2 separate regions of the Mus musculus genome follow, and region 2 is linked to region 1. A link is a loop called in an ENCODE intact Hi-C map of the cell type or tissue named here. Cell type or tissue: gastrocnemius. All regions are shown on one strand. Each heading gives the region's core, and the rest is flanking DNA. Links, peaks and the distances in the headings are about the cores only. Region 1 holds the start of Tpp2 (tripeptidyl peptidase II). Region 2 holds the start of Wdr75 (WD repeat domain 75).

What was found. A loop is a pair of places that touch in the nucleus more often than their neighbours do. Peaks named below come from ENCODE experiments on the same cell type or tissue, not always from the same donor. Only the 100,000 strongest peaks of a DNase experiment are listed, where the experiment ranks them.
Region 2: a loop joins it to region 1, with 5 times the contacts of the local background. A loop is called at or near these places in 3 of 42 quality-filtered maps.

The regions. Positions count from the first base shown.
Region 1 is chr1:43,927,518-43,937,971 of GRCm38, reverse strand. It overlaps Tpp2 (tripeptidyl peptidase II), which reads right to left and starts at 3,978. Exons shown (of 29, transcript NM_001310540.1): 1 at 3,719-3,978. The coding sequence starts at 3,883. In gastrocnemius, for the core only: no CTCF peak of the experiment used is centred there; DNase peaks (open chromatin) are centred at 4,033 and 4,759; H3K4me3 peaks cover 2,671 bases; H3K27ac peaks cover 2,970 bases.
Region 2 is chr1:45,789,991-45,800,444 of GRCm38, reverse strand. It overlaps Wdr75 (WD repeat domain 75), which reads right to left and starts at 5,279. Exons shown (of 21, transcript NM_028599.3): 1 at 4,841-5,279; 2 at 1,300-1,429. The coding sequence starts at 4,923. In gastrocnemius, for the core only: a CTCF peak has its summit at 4,975; DNase peaks (open chromatin) are centred at 4,985 and 5,307; H3K4me3 peaks cover 2,354 bases; H3K27ac peaks cover 1,523 bases.

The sequences.
Region 1 (10,454 bases), core at 1,306-9,305:
TATAGTCACATACTAGTTAAAAACTGTATTTGCATGTACATACACACACACACAAACTAGCTGGAATAAGGTATGGAAACACAAAGTCTGAAAAAAAAAAAGAAAAAAGAAAAAAATACCAAATGTCAAAAAATATCAAAAATTAACAACCACAAACTCTTTAGACTTTTCTTCAACCTAGAAAATCTGTAAGTCTTTAAAATCATAGTTAATGGCCATGACTACTGAGTCTTTTTTACCACTATGAACCTTTTCTCCCACACAAAGTATTCCCTCTATAGCCTATGCAAAGCTTTGTATTTAACATATACTCAAGGAAGAAGTGGCTCGTATAGGAGGACAGAATTTATTTTCTTGATAGGGCAAAGAAGGTACAGCTGGTGGATCCCACACCAAACTCTTTGTCCTGTCACCTTGAAAAACCGAGAGCTTTGTGGCGCACGCCTTTAGTCCCAGCACTCAGGAGGCAGTGGCAGGCAGATTTCTGAGTTCAAGGTCAGCCTGGTCTACAGAGTCAGTTCCAGGACAGCCAGGGCTACAAAGAGAAACACTGACTCGAAAAACCAAAAAAACAAAACAACCACACACCCCCCCCAAAAAAAACAAAAAAACGAGAGCATGATAGTATGAAGCTTCAAAGGGCCTGACAGGTTCAGCTATTCTTTTTCTGAACAACAATTCTTTAGTTTTTTTTAAGTATTTATACTAGAAGACTGATGATAACCAGAAGGCTCAATACCACAAATCAGGAAAAAAAGTAAGTATCAAAATCATATTAAACTAGTAAAATAAATCCTCATTATCAGTATGTGAGCAAAAACAGTAAGAGAAAAAAAAGCCAGACGGGATTTAATGGTTTATTTACCATGTACTATTTCCATAAGTTTTACTTATAAGAAGTGACCTGCACTTCACACACACACACACACACACACACACACACACGGCAAGCAAAATACATATGCTCCACTGGAGATTTTTCAAAGAGACCACAAAATTGAGGGATAGAAAAGAATGTAAAGGCAAAAACCACATGAAAATTTTGCAGTCGAGCTTTGGGATAAGTAGGAAATACAATCGGTAATAGTGGAAATATTTTCTCTGAAGCCACAGACCTTAACAGTAGAGCAGGCAAAGGGCTGAATTAAATCTGTGATGTCTTAAAAGAATGAAGCAGCAGCTTGCAAGTGACTATAGAAAACTGTTGGGCAATTTAAACACCACATGCAAACACACGTATTAGGACCTGAGACATCTGGGTACCTGGGAAAGAGAGAAATCAAATATTCAAGAGTGAAGTATAGGAGTGAAGGGTGTTGCTGAGGCTACACTCAAAGGTTAGCGTTAGTAGGGGAAGGGCCTTATAATAAAATTTGAAATTTTAGAGTTTTATTAAAAAAGCAAACTTTGAGCAAAGATGTTGATACTTGGTTTGCTCTTGATAAATAGTAGGTTTGGAAAAGCAAACCATGGATCAGTGGTGAGATTAGTAGCAGTGAGCACTGCTTCTGTATCTATATGGCTTAAACCAAATTTCATCTTGTCAGGAAACTCACTCACGATCTCAGTCAGTTTTCCTGTCATTTTCACTGCATCTCTATAACAGTCATAGTTTGCAGGACTTCATTATTCAATGGAATTGTAGCCACATACTAGGTACTTGAATGGTTGCTGAGAGAATATTAAACATTTAGGTAATTATTAATCTCCTCATGCAGTCTGTATACAGGAGTGTGCTATCACACCTGACTCTGCCCTCTACTTTGCATACACCCAGAAGCTGTGACAAAAAAGGACTTGGTCTAAGGAAGTTAAAGGAGGAGACACTGGCTGGTTTCTCCAAGTTCTCATTTGTAACCTCTAGTCCTTTACTTAGATCCCATTTGACAACTCAAATAGCCAGAAAGGCCTCCTTCTCTTTTTATTTCTATTTGCTTTTTACCTTAATGATGTACACACAGAGCTACAAAATAATTTCCTCAGGTAAGAAAAAAAAAAAAAAATCAAAGTCACCCATGTAAGTTCCTTGCTGAATTTAAACAAAAGATCATGTTTAGAATCTGAGAATAAATGCTGGATGATCTTATGTTTTCTTTTGGTTCAATGTTTTATTGACTAAATGTTAATGTTTGTGTAAATATCAAGCATATTTTCCCTTCAGACAATGACCCAACATGAACTCCTTCTGCTAGCATTTAGTGTTTATTCAGGACTTTAAAAAAAAAAAAAAGTACTTAACACTTTAGCACTGTAAAATCATGTGTGTTGGCTGCTCAATTATCAAGTAATCCTATGGGGTAAAAACTGTTACTTTACAGAAACAAAATACTCTAACCAGAACCAAAAATTCTACAAATGTCCACTGAGTAGTACTACGCCAAAATCTTCAGGATTTTCTGAACCTCTAACGCTAAGAACTAGTGAGCCACTTACCCTAGTTGTTCTCCCACACCCTACAAAAAGTAAACACACACTCCTGTGTATTGGGAAGCACTTCCACTGTGTAATAAATTCACAACGTGTCATTGCTGTTACCAAGTTTTAAACCTTAGCAATTACTATTAATAAAATAACTGTAGTCACTTGAACTTCTAATCAGAGACTCTGACACTGTGTGCTTCAGGGCTCAGGTGTGCACCAGAAAGGGGAAGAAGTAACAAACACTTGGAAGCAGGATTCCCTGAGAGTCCCAGAGTGTCCACACAGGCTTCTTTCCTATCCTTTCCAATAACCTCTAACATGTACGTCAATTACCTTCCCATCCATTTATGTCAATTATTAGGCAGCACAATGAGAAAACTAAAGATTGGAGGAAACAAATCAAGGGCTAGGAGGAGAGGAATTAGTATCCCTCTTTTGTGAGGAACAAGGATAAGATGGTATCAATGTGATCTAATCTATCTATTTGATAAACTGACCACGGACCGAAAAGAGGGTAAATAAACTCTAGTTTTAGTCAGATAAGCTCTTCAACAAAGGTTAGAGAGTACTTATGAGGGGGTTTTAGTAAGAGGCTATTTAAACACAGAATACATTTTATTCAGGCATTTTTTTTTAACATCAGTAAGGTCCCTGCTCTTAAAGACTTCTAACTTGAATAAAGGAAATGAAGTCATTTTTAGGAAGTCGTAATCAAAGTATGTTCTCTCGTTTAAAATGCACATTTTATAAGGCCTGAAAAGTTCGCCCGAAACAAATTAGTCGGGCCCTTTGAAAAAAAAAAAAAAAAAAAGACTAACCCAAAAGATTTCAAGGACCCTGAACAAACACCAGCAAATAACTTAAAAATAGAACAAAAGTATCAGAAGAAACCATTCCGGAAGCGGACTGGGTCGAATTCTGGGAACTCACTTTGCTGGCCTTGCCAAAACGAGTATCTCTTAAACATCACTAAGGATCTCTTCAAGGCTGTTACCCCTATCGTTGGTGCCCCCCACGCTCCCGCGCCCTCCCAGACCTATAAAACTGTAAAATTTTCCCATGCCGAGGTCGGGTGCGGACCCTGAAGAGGTGTGGGGCCTGGAACGCCCAGGCTGACCAGCAAAGCTTCCCCGCGGCCCCCGATCCCGAACAGCCACGCTGACCACACCGCTTTTGTGTGGACAGGGAACAGGGCCTGGAGGTCTCCCAGAGCTGTCCGGGCCGCCCCGGCCCGTCCGGTCCCCGCCTTGTTCCAGGCTCGGCCCTCTGGGCTACGGGCCCTTGGGCGCCGCCTCACCTGCATGCCCGGGGCCCCGGGATCGACCCCTGTGTCCAGGACGGCGATGAGCACCCCGCGCCCGTCATACTCCGGGTAGCGGCACAGGAAGGAGGAGGCCCCGGTCTCCTTCTTTGGTAGAAGACCGTGGAAAGGAAAGGGCTCCTCGGTCGCGGCGGTGGCCATGGACGCAAGCTGGAGGACAGACGAGGAAGAGGCAAACTGCCAGGCAGCGCGCGGACGAGCGGCGCGAGGACACCCGGCTACCGCGGGACGGAGGTGGGGAAGGGGCGGAGCCTGGCCACCAGTACCCAATCGTGTGCGGTCAGAGGTGTCTAGCCAATCATACGCTTCAACGTAAGCTAACGGCGCCGCTACGAGTCACGACGAGGGAATGTTACCCAGGCTGCAGAGCTGGAACGGAGTGTGCGCTGCTGCGGATGACAACGCACTGGAGGGAGGTTCTTGCCTTCCGAGCTGTCACTCTCCGTGAGAAGCAGCGAGAGGAACGGGCTGTCTGCCTGAGGCGTGGGATCCTCGCGACGCCGCCGAGGTTGGCTTAACCCGCTGCGGACCGGAAGCCTGTAAAGTCGAGCGCGGAAGTCTCAGATTTAGCGGCCCGGCCTTTCTGGCAGGGTGAGGTGCTGTTTAGTCAACAGGAAGTGGGTTGTCGGCTGTTTTGTCGCCAGAGTCCCCAAAGCAAAACACGTGACAGAAATGAGCTCCCTCCTGTCTTCGTGGCTTACTTACCCTTGGCATCCGGAATTTCAGAAAAATACCTGCCTTTTCTCCAGTGAAGTTCCTCTTTGTAACACAGTTACCGAGCCATAGTTTGCGGGGTTTTTTTCCCATTAGGATGCACAGTGACAGCAATCGTAAATGGCATTTGAAATTTAAACTACACAGATTATCCAGTAACAAAGGTTGCCAACATTCATAATTAAGAATATTGTGGGGGTGAATTAATATTTTCCTATTTGTGACAAATCTACTCTGTACCAGTGAGAGATTCTGCACGTTTTTTCAGTGTGTAGCCTGCCTGGAGGCCTCTGAAATACTGAGCACCGAACCACAGCCATAAGTGTGGTAATTCTTCTCTTTAGTGGCAGCGACTGCTGTGTCTACTCCAAAAGTCCCAGCAGCAAGAAGGCGCCCAGAGTAATCTTAATTATCCCATTGACAAACTCAAGACACCTTACCACAGAGATGTCTTTAAATGCATAAGATGAAATATATAGGATTATACAGGAAGTAGACGGTTGAAAGAATTATAACAACTTAATTTTTGTTGTATTGCAATAGTTTCATATATGTAAGTAATTACATGTGTGCTCTTTTTAAAATTAAATAACAGAGCCATCGTCAAGTCTAATAACTAATGTTATTTTTAAATTGGAAAACAATTGTAAATGGCATTTGAATATATCTAAACTACACACTTTAATAACAAAGGTTGCCTGTGTTCATAATTAAGAACATGTGGAGGATGAAAATAATTTTTTCCTATTCAATCATGGGCCCTGTGCATTTCTATGGTCTCCAGTTTAAGAGGCAGGTTCCTAGAATCCCGTGTATGCCATTTGTTTCAAACCACAGCATTTCCATTGACTCCTCATACTTTGCTCTATGAGCAAATATATTAAAATATATTAAATTGTAACTTGAAAGAATTTCTTGGGATCAGAATGTTAATTTTTTCTTTTGGATTAAGTTAACTTACAATTACAAAGTTGATGAAAACAATGAGTAAATCTTAAGATTAAAATGAACAAAAAATGGGATGGGAGGGAAGGGAGGAAAGAAAAGGCAGCTTTTCCCTAGAAGTTTGATGAGAATTAGACATATTTCCATTTATAACAGGCTATTCTAGGGCTGGAGAGATGCCTCAGCGGATAAAAGCACTGACTGCTCTTCTGAAGGTCCTGAGTTCAATTCCCAGCATCCACATGGTGGCTCACAACCATCTGTAATGGGATCTGATACCCTCTTTTGGTGTGTCTGAAGACAGCTACAGTGTACTCCTATACATAAAATAAATAAATCTTAAAAAAAAAAACCAGGCTATTCTAGTTATAAGTATAAGATTCCCACGTGTATGTCTCTTATAAAATCAGAGCCATCAGCTGCTACCCTTTGGAGCAAACCCCCTATCTCATCCCCCTGGCCCCCTGCTTATATGAGCGAGTTCCCCCACCCATCCACCAACCCACTCACACCTTACTGATCTAGCATTCCCCTACACTGGGGCATGGAACCACCACAGGACCAAGGGTCTTCCCTCCATGTATGCTAGATAAGGCATATATGCTCTGCTACATATGCAGCTGGAGCCATGGGTCCTTTCATGTGTACTCTGGTTGGTGCTTTAGTTCCTGGGAGCTCTGGGGGGGAAGGGGGGGGTGTCTTGTTGGTTGATTTTGTTGTTCTTCCAGTGGGGTTGCAAACCCCTTCAGGTCCTTCAGTCCTCCCCCTAACTCTTCCATTAGGGTTCCTTGCTCAGTCTGATGGTTGGCTGCAAGCATCCTCATCTGCTTGTTAAAGCTCTGGCACAGCCTCTCAGGAGACAGCCATACCAGACTCCTGTCAGCAAATGCTTCTTTGCATCAGCAATAGTGTCTGGGTTTGGTGTCTCCTGATGGGATGGACCAATAGGTGGGGCAGTCTCTGGATGACCTTTCCTTCAGTCTCTGATCCACTCTTTTTTTTTTTTTTTTTTTGGTTTTTTCGAGACAGGGTTTCTCTGTATAGCCCTGGCTGTCCTGGAACTCACCCTGTAGACCAGGCTGGCCTCGAACTCAGAAATCCGCCTGCCTCTGCCTCCCGAGTGTTGGGATCAAAGGCGTGCGCCACCACGCCCGGCTCTGATCCACTCTTGTCCCTGCATTTCCTTTAGACAGAATCAATTCTGGGTTAATATTTATGAGGTAGGTGCAGGCCTACCTCTAGATATGTTCTCTACAGGTTCTCTGTCCTCTTTCTTGGGTATTTTAGCTAAAGTCATCCCCGTTGGGTCCTGGGAGCCTCTTGCTTTCCTGGCATCTGGGACTTTCTAGTGGCTCCCCCCAGTTCCCCATTCCCTATTGCTACACTGCTCCATTCAATTTCCTGAATTCTCTTCTGTCTCCTCCCACACCTGATCTCTTTTTTCTTCATCCCTCTTCTCTCCCTGCTTCTACCTCCCATGATTATTTTGTTCCATCTTCTAAGCAGGACTGAAGCACCCACACTTTAGTCTTCTTGGGCTTCATATGAGCTGTGAGTCATATGGTGGGTATTCCTAACTTTTTTCCTAATATCCACTTATCAGTGAGTACATACTGTGTGTGGTTTTTTGTTTTGTTTTGTTTTGTTTTGTTTGTTGTTGTTGTTTTGTGACTGGGTTACCTCACTCAGAATGTTATTTTCTAGATCTACCCATTTGCCTAAGAATTTCATAAAGTCATTGTTTTTAATAACTGAGTAGTACCCCATTGTGTAATTGTACCACATTTTCTATATCCATTCCTCAGTTGAAGGACATCTGGGTCATTTCCAGCTTCTGGCTATTATTAAATAAGGCTGCTATGAACATAGTTTAGCATGTGTCCTTGTTATATGTTGGAGCATCTTTTTTTGGGTATATGCCCAGGAATGATATATCTGGGTCCTTAAGTGGTATTCTGTCCAATTTTCTCAGGAACCACCGGACTGATTTCCAGAGTGGTTGTACAAGCTTGCAATCCCACCACATCCTTGCGAGCATCTAATGTCACCTGAGTTTCTGATCTTAGCTATTCTGACTGGTCTGAGGTGGAATCTCATGGTTGTTTTGATTTGCATTGAGATTTCTCAGTTGAGAAATATTTGTTTTGCTCTGTACCCCATTTTTAGTGTGGTTACTTGGGTCTCTAGAGTCTAACTTACTGAGTTCTTTTTATATATTTGATATTAGCCCTCTATTGGATGTAGGGTTGGTCAAGATATTTTCCCAATCTGTAGGTTGCCTTTTTTTCCCCAATTGACAGTGTCCTTTGCCTTACAGAAGCTTTTCAATTCTTTGAGATCCCATTTGTCTACAGTTGATCTTAGAGCCTGAACCATTGGTGTTCTGATCAGGAAATTTTTCCCTCTGCTAATATGTTTGAGGCTCTATCCTACTTTCTCTTCTATTAGATTCAGTGTATCTAATTTTATGTGGGGGTCTTTGATCCACTTCCACTTGAGTTTTATACAAGGAGATAAGAATGGATCAATTTGCATTCTTCTACTTGTCAACTCCTACTTGACCCAGCACCATTTGTTGAATATGCTGTCTTTCTTCCACTGTATGATTTTGGCTTCTTTGTCAAAGATCAGGTGACCATGGATGTGTGGGTTTAACTATGGATCTTCAATTCTATTCAGTTGATCTACTTGTCTGTCTCTATGCTCTATTTATCATTATTACTCTATAGTACACCTTGAGGTCAGAGATGGGTGATTCCCCCAGAAGTTCTTATTGTTGAGAATAGTTTTCACTATCCTAGGTTTTTTTGTTATTCCAGATGAATTTAAGAATTACTCTCTTTATCTCTGTGAAGAATTGGGTTGGAATGTTGATGGGGATTGCATTGAATCTGTAGATTGTTTTTGGAAAGATGGCCATTTTTACTATGTTAATCCTGCTGATCCATGAACATGGGAGATCTTTCCATCTTCTGAGATATTCTTTGATTTCTTTCTTCAGAGTCTTGAAGCTCTTGTCATACACATCTTTCACTTGCTTAAAGTCACACCAAGGTATTTTATATTGTTTGTGACTATTATGAAGGGTGTCATTTCCTTAATTTCATTCTCAGCCCACTTATCTTTAGAGTAGAGATCAGTGTGAGTTAATTTTATATCTAGCCACTTTGCTAAAGTTGATTATCAGGTTTAGGAGTTCTCTGGTGGAATTTTTGGAGTCACTTATTCTATTCTCAGATAGGAATATCTTGACTTCTTCCTTTCCAATTTGTATCCCTTTAACCACCTATTGTTGTCTATTTGCTCAGGCTAGAACTTTGAGTACTATATTGAATAGAAAGGGAGAGAGGGGGCAGTCTTGTCTGGTCTCTGATTTTAGTGGGATTGCTTCAAGTTCCTCTCCATTTAGTTTGATATTACCTATTTGTTTGCCTGTATATTTCTTTTATTACATTTAGGTATGGACCTTGAATTCCTAAACTTGCCAAGACTTTTTTTTTTCTTTTGAGGTAAATTTTTTTTTCACTTTTTACTTTTTTTTAAAATTGGTTATTTATTCATTTACATTTCCAATGCTATCCCAAAAGTCCCCCACACACTCCCCTACCCACCCACTCCCACTTCTTGGCCCTTTGCCAAGATTTTTAACATGAAGAGCTGTTATATTTTGTCGAATAATTTTTCAGCATCTAATTAGATGATTACTTGTTTTTTTTTCCCTTTGAGTTTGTTTATATAGTGGATTACATTGGTGGATTTCCATATATTGAACCATCCCTGCATCTCTGTGATGAATCCTACTTGATCATGCTGAATGATCATTTGATGGGTTCTTAGATTCAGTTTGGTAGAATTTTATTGAATATTTTTGCACCAATATTCATAAGGGAAGTTGGTATTAAGTTCTCTTTCTTTGTTGGGTCTTTGTGTGGTTTAGGTGCCAGCATAACTGTGGCTTCATAGAATGAATTAGGTAGTGTTCCTTCTGTTTCTAATTTGTGGAATAGTTTGAAGAGTATTGGTATTAGGTCTTCTTTGAAGGTCTGATAGAACTCTACACTAAACTCATTTGATCCTGGGATTTTTTTTTCTTTTGGTGGGGGGACTATTAATGACTGCTTCTATTTCTTTAGGGTGTATGGGACTGTTTAGATGGCTCAACTGAACCTGATTTAACTTTGGTACCTGGTAAGTATCTGGAAAATCATCCATTTCATCTAGATATTCCACTTTTGTTGAATATAGGCTTTTCTAATTGGAACTGATGATTTTTTTAATTTCTCCAGTTTCTGTTGTTATATCTTCCTTTTCATTCTGACTTTGTTAATTTGGATACTGTCTTTTTACCCTCTGGTTAGTCTGGCTAATGGCTTATCTATCTTGTTGATTTTCTTAAAGAACTAGCTCCTAGTTTTGTTGATTCTTTGTGTGGTTCTCTTTGTTTCTACTTGGTTGATTCAGCCCTGAGTTTGATTATTTCTGGGTTTCTACTCCTCTTGGTTGTATTTGCTTCTTTGTCTTCTACAGCTTTCAGATGTCCTGTTAATCTGCTAGTAAATGATATCTCCAGTATCTTTGTGAAGGCACTCAGAGCTATGAGTTTTCCTCTTAGCACTGCTTCCATTGTGTTCCATGAGTTGGATCATTTTGTGCCTTCATTTTGGTTAAATTCTAAAAAGTCTCTAATTTCTTTCTTTATTTCTTCCCTGACCATGTTATCATTGAGCGGAGAGTTGTTCAGTTTCCATGTATATGTAGGATTTCTGTTGCTTTTGTTGTTAGTGAAGACCAGCTTTGCATGGTGATCTGCTAGTATGCATGGGTTTATTTCAATCTTCTATAAGTTGAGGTTGCGGCTTGTTTTGTGCCTGATTATATAGTTAATTGGGAGAAGGTACCATGAGGTGCTGAGAAGAAGGTATATTCTTTTGTTTTAGGATAAAATGTTCTATAGATAACTGTTAAATCCATTTAGACAGTAATTTCTGCTAGTTTCACTGTGTCTCTGTTTAGTTTTTGTTTCCAAGATCTGTCCATTGCTGAGAGTGGGGTG
Region 2 (10,454 bases), core at 1,048-9,047, 1.9 Mb before region 1:
CACAGACCTTAGTAACACATAGGATTATGTCTGTTAAAAATACTTAGCTTTACTTCGGTTTCACAGATTTGTTGAGAAAATAACTTGTTTATAAGGTTTATAAATAATTTGAATTTGAAAAAAAGGGCCACTTTGACATTTTTTGTGAACCGAGTCATGAATTCATGGATTAAAAATAAAAAGAATTTGAGTAAAACATTATCTTCTCAAGCAAAATAATTATCTTAAGTAGAAAATAAAGCCAGATATTGTATCCAAGACACATACATAAGGATTAACAAAACAGTTAAAAATATAAGTATCATCAAAATGGAGACCTCTCAGGTTCACACAATTGTTATCCTGCAACCTCACCCCAACCTGCTGATAAGACTGCTCATCTGTATGTGGCCTTATAGACAGCACTAATTGGATTTTCTCTTAAGAGAGAAGGTGGGGGGAAGAGAATAGAGTTGGTGTCTCTGGAAAGGAGGGTGGATCTGGGGGAAAGGGATGCATATGATCAAATACAATGTATGAAATTCTCAAAAAAATTAATCAAATATTTTAAAACTACTTCTGACTTTAAGAGAAAACTTATACAATCTGTATATATGTTTTTTTTGTCTACCAACAAAGGTTATAACACATACTTAATAAATATGATTTTAACTTAAGAACACTTTTTTCATTAAAAGCCCGCAAAGGATAAATATGTAATACAGGAATAAAAAATATAACTGGATCATACAGAAGAGTTATTTGACTCTGATTTTTAAGAGCAGATCTTGGAGAACTTAGGAGATAAAACAGGAGTGTTATTTTATGCCCTATGTCTTTTATGGCACAGTTATGGTGGCAATGTCAATCTTTCCAAAACCAAGCAATAGCCTCCATGTTGCTATGACTAACACAGGAAATAGCAACTCGTTAAAACTTATAACAAGAGCAAAATATTGAAATACATTGAATTTTTTAAAAATTGGAAAGTAAGGGCACATGTTTGGATAGTCACAATGCCACTGCTGTATGGGGACCAATAATCAAGAATCCACTTAACATCACCTATATTTCAGAACCTCATATAGATAAAAACAGCCTTGCCTTATCAAGTAACAACTATTAGCATCATGCAGTTGAAATGGTTCACAGAATATCCCATGGGCAGTGTAGTTCTAGGCTATGGACCTCTTTCCACTCTCAGAAAACTGAAAAAAAATACCCCGAATAGGAGAACCTACAGATGGACCCACTCCAAATTTAACCCAATTGTTTCTGCTAACAGTAAAAATGGACACATGTACAATTACAAGCTGGCACCTGCAGATGGTTGCTGGGGTTGACGAGGATTCCAGACACCAGATCTGTGTGCCCATGCAGAATGTGCACACACTCTTCTGTGGTCGTGCTATAGACCTTGACAAAGTCTCCCGAGACACAGAAGATATACCTGGAAAAGAGAGAGAGAGAGCGCGCTAAGTCTCACACACTATACAGATAGTATAATTGTTTTATGGCCTGTTATTAAGATAATAACATGCAGATACACTTCAAAATAGCTTAAGAATTGTATATTCAGGCTGGAGAGATGGCCCAGTGGTTAAGAGCACTGACTGCTCTTCCAGAGGTCCTGAGTTCAATTCCCAGCAACCACATGGTGGCTCACAACCATCTGTAATGGGATCTGATGCCCTCTTCTGGTGTGTCTGAAGACAGCTACAGTATACTCACATACATGAAATAAATAAATCTTAAAACTTTAAAGAAAAAAAAAAGAATTGTATATTCAAGTATATATATATATATGTGTGTGTGTGTGTGTGTGTGTGTGTGTGTGTGTGTCTGTGTGTGTTGTCAACCATATGAGGATATGAGACGAGGATATGAGATGTTCTACTAATGCAGAAAAGACTATGAGATGACACAGCATTATTCTTCAAACAACCCAATTCTCCCTCGCTAACTGGAGACATCAGCTCACAAATGCCGAATAAAAGGTTGTGCTCTCAATGGTGAGGTCCAGGTCACTCCTGTATACATATCCATCTTCTAATTGATGAAGTACTAATTTTGCCTATATCATCTTACGGTTGTGGCTTTTCCCCACAAACCTGATGCTCCTTCATTATCAAAGTGGTTACATTCATAACAGAACTTACCTAAGAAAAGCTCAGAAAAGAATTTTGCTCTGTGTCAACCATATTTCACTTTTCTCACCGTGGAAGGTTCAGGTCACTGAGAACCCAGTCAGACTATTCTCTGTGCTGCCAAAGCACCCTGCACATGACTTAATCCTAAGAAATACAATGCCGACCAGGGTTGCTACAGCCTGTCTTATTAAATCAATGATACTGGGTTGCTTATCTGTGCACACCTTTGAAGCCAGAATGTGGTTCACAACTGACGGTATGCCTAAGATACATTGGCTCTATGTGTAATAAGCTCAAGAAAGCAATCACTGCAAAGCACCTGCAGTGTTTGGTAGTCTTCATGACTAGACCCAGGATCCTGAGTACTTTAGTTAAGAGGCTAAAAATCTGTAGCCTGGACCATTCCTAAGGAGTTCTTAGCTTCCATGAGTGGTTAACACAGTTGGGTTTCATATTCATACTATGTTAACTTTGCAAAACTTGACTTTAACTCACCTCAAATAAGATTAAAAAACAAAAAAATAAACAACAAACAAACAAAACAGAGGTTTATTTTATTATTATTTTTGACTAAACAGTAAAACACATTTCTCTAAGTTGGGCCTGATGACACAGGCCGGTAACTTAACCTTCTTATGAACTGCTGAGGCAGGAGATCACAGGCTTTCTGGACTACATAGCAAGTTTAAAACCAACCTGAGCAACTCAGTGAGACCCCTCCCCAATGAAAATAAACAAAAGAGTGGGTGCCCACAAAGGGTGGAACAGGTGCTGGGAAGCAGGTCTCAGTGGTAGAGTGCTTGTCTGGTATGTGCAAGGTCCAATCGTCACAACATTAAGTGAAAACAAAAACAAAGCAAGTCAACCTACCCTTTTGGATACTACTGTGTACCTATAAGGGAGGCCATTCATAGAACAACCAATAGACAACCTTCTCGGCTTAGCCTAATGTGGGTGTTTAAAGGAAAATGGAATGGTCCCCACAGGCTCAGAAGTCTGAAGGTTTTGGCCCCAAGTGGAGCAATCATTCCTGAAGGATTAGAGGCAGACCCTCGTTGGAAGAGTTGTGCCACTGGGGGCAGGCCTGAAGGCTTCAAAAGCCTAATCCATTTTCAGCTGTCTACACAGGGATGTCTCCTGTACTGCTCCAGCATCATGCCTGCCACACCTCCCCCCACCCCACCCCCCCCAGGCCCCAATCATGCTCTCCACTGCGATGATCATGGATTCTAACCTCTGCAATTGTGAACCTCAAATTAAACATTTTGTTTTATAAGTTCCTTTGGTCCCAGTATTTTCTAATGGCAATAGAAAAGCATATAACAACAGATAGTAGCCCTCTGCAATTTTCATCTTTCTCACTATGACGTAACAAAGTCTTAAAAGCACCTAGGCTTTCAAACATCTACACTGACTTCTCTATTCCTCACTACACAGTCAAATTTCTTGTTTTGATTTTGTCAGCTCAGCTAGTTAAAGATCAAACCATTGACCAAAGCTTTAAAAAAAAATCCTATCAGACTTGGAAAATGATATGGACCAAACACCTCATTTAACAGACAAGGTGAGGCAATGTTCAATGCAGGGTAAAAATGAGTATAAGGATGAATTTGAAGGGGCAGAACTGTGACAACTCCGCTATGTCCATTTTATCCCTTTAATTCATAAAACAATGTCAACAAAACCCCGTATACTGGTAAGTATACTGGCAGGGTATTGCGGGAGAGTACACCTTCCACAAATACTATAAATACCTTTCTAAAATAGGGGTATTTACTATTTGCAGTTCACAGTTGCAGAGGGTAGAATCCATGACCATCACAGTGGAGCCCATGATGGGTGTGTGTGTGTGTGTGTGTGTGTGTGTGTGAGAGAGAGAGAGAGAGAGAGAGAGAGAGAGAGAGGGAGAGAGAGAGAGAGAGAGAGAGAAAGAGAGAGAGAGCTGGAGCAGTACAGGAGACATCCCTGTGCAGAGAGCTGATAATGGATTAGGCTTTTGAACCTTTCAAGCCTGCCCCATTGGCACACCTCCTCCAAGGAGGGTCTGCTTCCTAATCCTTCAGGAATAATTGCTCCTCTTGGGGATCAAGCATTCAAACAACTGAGCCTAAGTATCTCTACATTCAGAGTGCTCTGAAAAACTAGCCCTACTACACACCTCTTCTAGATGATACAACGTGGCAGCAACAATGCCAGCTGACAAGCAGCGAACTGAAAGCCACTATTGTAAAAGTTGTGTGCATATAGACACTTTCTCCTACAGATCTAACATCTGTTTTTATGTAAAACTCAAAAAAAAAAAAAAGGAAAAAAGGAGCCTGGTAATTATGATGTTTTTCTGCGGGAAAAAGGCTGAATCATTAATGATTTTGAAGTCCAAAACGTTCCACACGTGAACATTAGTCTGCATGGTCAGACCGGTGCACATACGGAGAGAGTGACCATTTTCCAACCGAGCGGCTCCTAGTCCCTTGTAGACACCTGACCTGCCCCTGTAACCGCCAACCTTCCCGCAGGTGGAGTCCTGGGTGCAAGGCACACAGACACAGCAGCAAAGCCGGGCGGCTCCGGGGAGCTCCGGGTCGGTCCATGCGCTGCGCGGCGCCGCGGACTCCAGCCTCGCAGTCCGACCGTGGGCCGCGCCGCGCCGGGCACTCCCCTCCCCGGCCCGCGGTGCCCGGAGCCCTGTTGACCCGCAGCCTACTGCATACTTGGAATCCACGGAGAACACGGCCCTCCTGAAGTTCAGCCGGCTGCCGCCGCAGCGAACCACGCGGACTCCCTCTTCTACCATCTTCACGCAGGCGCAGGAAGCACCGAGCACCGGCCGGATTACGAACTTCCTTCATAGGCCGACTGGCCTGGCCCTACTCTTCCGCCCGCGGCCCGCCTGGGCCTCTCTAGCCTGGAGACTCTATGGTCGGCTCCACGCCTACGCCGCCATCTTTAGTTTGGGCAGGGTCAAATTAAAACCCTTGTAGAAGGAGTAAAGCCCAACAGCCACGCACAAAGTTAAATCATACCAGATGCCGCTACAGCTATTCGATACAGAAGAGAGTTTTCTCTTCGGCCTCTTTTACCGGACTCTAAAGGTTCCGCCAGAAGCGGAAGTGAACATCCTTTCTCCTACTGAAGCCGTTGCCTTTTCTGTCACTGTGATTGAGCGACAGCAAGATGACGCAGTCACCCTACTCCTATCCCACCCCCCTCCGTTGCCTTTTTTTGGGAGGGGGCGGGGTTCAAAGAGCGTCTTCTTGCAATGGTAACTGAAGTGGGGCGCTTTAGCTCTTTATGGCGGTTCTATGAGCATCGCTAAGTTCCTGTAGCATCTACGCCACACTTGCCAATGCAGTTTCGACTCCAGAATAAAAGTACACCTTGGTGTCAGGGCTCCTGCAGTGATGTCCGGTTTGCTCCAGTTGTTCAGTTCCTGTTGTTCAGAAGCCCTGACTTCTGAGGATGTTGATTCTTTTTTTTTTTTTTTTTTAGGTATTTATTTCAGTTACATTTCCAATGCTATCCCAAAAGTCCCCCACACGCTCCCCCACCCACTCCCCCACCCTCCCACTCCCACTTCTTGGCCCTGCCGTTCCCCTGTACTGAGGCAGATAAAGTTTGCGTGTCCAATGGGCCTCTCTTTCCACTGATGGCCGACTAGGCCATCTTCTGATACATATGCAGCTAGAGCTCCGGGAGGTACTGGTTAGTTCATATTGTTGTTCCACCTATAGGGTTGCAGATCCCTTTAGCTCCTTGGTTACTTTCTCTAGCTCCTCCATTGGGGGCCCTGTGATCCATCCAGTAGCTGACTGTGAGCATCCACTTCTGAGGATGTTGATTCTTAACACTTTGTGTTTTGTATTCGAGGTTGCTGCATATCTGTGTTGAACCGTTCGTTTGTCAATATTTTCCATTGTGCTGGCTCTTAACGACCCCTAAGGAAGGGCATCTGATATCTTAACCCTAACAGGAGCAGATTCTTGATACATTTGAAATTCACCATAACTTTATGCTGATTCATAGCAGGAAAAATATAATCCTAAGGGTCAAAACATCTATAGATCTTTAGGCAGGAGAGAGAGAGAGAGAGAGAGAGAGAGAGAGAGAGAGAGAGAGAGAGAGAGAGAGACGATTAGTTTTTGTTGGGTTCATAGTTTGGGGAGACAGAGCTAGACAGGAAGATACTGATTCTGTTTTTATCTCAAATTTAAAGAGTTTCTTTTTCATAATTATGGTATGCTTTTTCATAGTGGAAGAACATAGTGAGCTTAACCCCCCATCCCACCCTAGACTCTTGATGTCTAAGTAATACATCCTTTAAACTTGGAAACTTTGAGATCGGATATATGCTTATTATATTCTGAGACAATGAAGAAAATAAATGATCAAACTAGTTTTTACTTCAGTTGTTTTACTGTTTGGTGAACTTCGTTTAAATTAAGAAAGAATGAGGCTTTCTGATTGGACAAAGGCTAGTTGGACTACTAAACTCGTGAAAGGATTCTTTCCATGCAAAAATTTAATCTACTAACATTTCCAATAAAATTATAATTTGTGTTTTTATTTCTTTTTGCATGAACATTTAGGAACCAAATTTTCTCTTGACAGCTTAATATTTATCATTTCCTCCTCCTCCTCCTCCTCTTCCTCTTCCTCTTCATCCTTCTCTTCATCCTCCTTTGCATAGAACAGGAACACTGTTGGTGCTAGTGCACTGGTTGAGTAATGTCTTCTTATACTTTGATTTTTCTGTTTTGTCATTGTATTAGTCAGGGTTCTCTAGAGTCACAGAACTTATGGGTAGTCTCTATATAGTAAGGGAATTTGTTGATGACTTATAGTCTGTAGTCCAACTCCCCAACAATGGTCAGCAGCAGCAGTGAATGAAAGTCCAAGAATCTATCAGTTGCTCAGTTCCACAAGGCACACAGGGGAAGAAGAGAGAATTTTCCTTCTTCCAATGTCCTTATGTAGGTCTCCAGCAGAAGGTGTGACCCAGATTAAAGGTGTGTACCACCACACCTGGATCTGCAACTTGCTTTGTCGCATGCTGACCTTGAACTCACAGATTTCCTTGCCTCAGTCTCCTGGGATTAAAGGCCTGTACTACCTTGCCTGGGGCAAAGTTTTTCCACAGCCACTATGCCTTAAGATTTTCCATGCCAAGATCCACGTCAGAAACTTGTATCTCCCAGCCTCAAGATCAGGATCACAGATGAGCCTTCCAATTCTGGTTTGTAGTTCATTCCAGATATAGTCAAGTTGACAGCCAGGAATAGCCTTTAACTAAAGACGAACATATTAAAGTAACTCTGTGATGTATATGCTAGTGCTAGATACAAGTGGGGAAACATTTCAATAAATGTCTGTCTTTCTAGAAGACACCTAGCATAGCACGGTTGGGAAGTTGATACAAAATATAAAGGTGTGAGTAGTGTGTTGGGTACACTCTATTATGAATGATGCTATTTCAGACTTAATAATGGGAGCAGTTACTTCAAAAGAAAATCAACCCAAAGAGGCCAACCTACAGAATCTTCAAGGAACTGGGGTGCTTCATAGTACCAGTCACAGATTAAGAGACCCGCCCTTCTTCTCTGTAAGATATATTTTCAGAAAAGCTAATATGAGGATAATTCTAACTGTCATTATTACAACATGTTTAAGTATCATCTGTGTAGTATAGTAGCAGTCGCAAGTATGTATTTTCAATTCTAGACCTTATGGCCATGTGTTTTTATAATTACTTGTCAGTTTTGTTTTAGGTGACAGAAGAGAATCCCCCAGTTTTCATCTTCTTTTATTTAGTTTATTCTCTGTGTTAACTGGGCATGGTGGCTCACGCCTTTAATCCCAGCACTTGGGAGGCAGAGGCAGGCAGATTTCTGAGTTCGAGGCCAGCCTGGTCTACAAAGTGAGTTCCAGGACAGCCAGGGCTACAGAGAAATCCTGTCTCAAAAAACAAACAAACAAACGAAAACAAATCAGCTTTCACAGTGATGAATAAAATGTATAAATTATAACAAAATAAATATTTTATAAGAGAGCATCTAACTCATAACATTCATATTACAATAGTTAAATGTTATAGGGCTTTTATTTATTTATTTATTTTTATTACATATTTTCTTCAATTACATTTCCAATGCTATCCCAAAAGTCCCCAATACCCCCCCCCCCACTTCCCTACCCACTCATTCCCATTTTTTTTTTTTTTTTTTTTTTTGTTTTTGGCCCTGGCGTTCCCCTGTACTGGGCATATACAGTTTGCGAGTCCAATAGGCCTCTCTTTCCAGTGATGGCCGGCTAGGCCATCTTTTGATACATATGCAGCTAGAGTCAAGAGCTCCGGGGTACTGGTTAGTTCATAATGTTGATCCACCTATAGGGTTGCAGATCCCTTTAGCTCCTTGGGTACTTTCTCTAGCTCCTCCATTGGGAGCCCTGTGATCCATCCATTAGCTGACTGTGAGAATCAACTTCTGTGTTTGCTAGGCCCCAGCATAGTCTCACAAGAGACAGCTACATCTGGGTCCTTTCGATAAAATCTTGCTAGTGTATGCAATGGTGTCAGCGTTTGGAAGCTGATTATGGGGTGATTCCCTGGATATGGCAGTCTCTACATGATCCATCCTTTCATCTCAGCTCCAAACTTTGTCTCTGTAACTCCTTCCATGGGTGTTTTGTTCCCAATTCTAAGGAAGGGCATAGTGTCCACACTTCAGTCTTCATTCTTCTTGAGTTTCATGTGTTTAGCAAATTGTATCTTATATCTTGGGTATCCTAGGTTTTGGGCTAATATCCACTTATCAGTGAGTACATATTGTGTGAGTTCCTTTGTGATTGTGTTACCTCACTCAGGATGATGCCCTCCAGGTCCATCCATTTGCCTAGGAATTTCATAAATTCATTCTTTTTAATAGCTGAGTAGTACTCCATTGTGTAGATGTACCACATTTTCTGTATCCATTCCTCTGTTGAGGGGCATCTGGGTTCTTTCCAGCTTCTGGCTGTTATAAATAAGGCTGCTATGAACATAGTGGAGCATGTGTCCTTCTTACCAGTTGGGGCATCTTCTGGATATATGCCCAGGAGAGGTATTGCTGGATCTTCCGGTAGTACTATGTCCAATTTTCTGAGGAACCGCCAGACTGATTTCCAGAGTGGTTGTACAAGCTTGCAATCCCACCAACAATGGAGGAGTGTTCCTCTTTCTCCACATCCACGCCAGCATCTGCTGTCACCTGAATTTTTGATCTTAGCCATTCTGACTGGTGTGAGGTGGAATCTCAGGGTTGTTTTGATTTGCATTTCCCTGATGATTAAGGATGTTGAACATTTTTTCAGGTGCTTCTCTGCCATTCGGTATTCCTCAGGTGAGAATTCTTTGTTCAGTTCTGAGCCCCATTTTTTAATGGGGTTATTTGATTTTCTGAAGTCCACCTTCTTGAGTTCTTTATATATGTTGGATATTAGTCCCCTATCTGATTTAGGATAGGTAAAGACCCTTTCCCAATCTGTTGGTGGTCTTTTTGTCTTATTGACGGTGTCTTTTGTCTTGCAGAAGCTTTGGAGTTTCATGAGGTCCCATTTGTCAATTCTCGATCTTACAGCACAAGCCATTGCTGTTCTATTCAGGAATTTTTCCCCTGTGCCCATATCTTCAAGGCTTTTCCCCACTTTCTCCTCTATAAGTTTCAGTGTCTCTGGTTTTATGTGAAGTTCCTTGATCCACTTAGATTTGACCTTAGTACAAGGAGATAAGTATGGATCGATTCGCATGATAACAACCAGTTGTGCCAGCACCAATTGTTGAAAATGCTGTCTTTCTTCCACTGGATGGTTTTAGCTCCCTTGTCGAAGATCAAGTGACCATAGGTGTGTGGGTTCATTTCTGGGTCTTCAATTCTATTCCATTGGTCTACTTGTCTGTCAGTATACCAGTACCATGCAGTTTTTATCACAATTGCTATGTAGTAAATCTTTAGGTCAGGCATGGTGATTCCACCAGAGGTTCTTTTATCCTTGAGAAGAGTTTTTGCTATCTTAGGTTTTTTGTTATTCCAGATGAATTTGCAAATTGCTCCTTCTAATTCGTTGAAGAATTGAGTTGGAATTTTGATGGGGATTGCATTGAATCTGTAGATTGCTTTTGGCAAGATAGCCATTTTTACAATGTTGATCCTGCCAATCCATGAGCATGGGAGATCTTTCCATCTTCTGAGATCTTCTTTAATTTCTTTCTTCAGGGACTTGAATTTTTTCTCATACAGATCTTTCACTTCCTTAGTTAGAGTCACACCAAGATATTTTATATTATTTGTG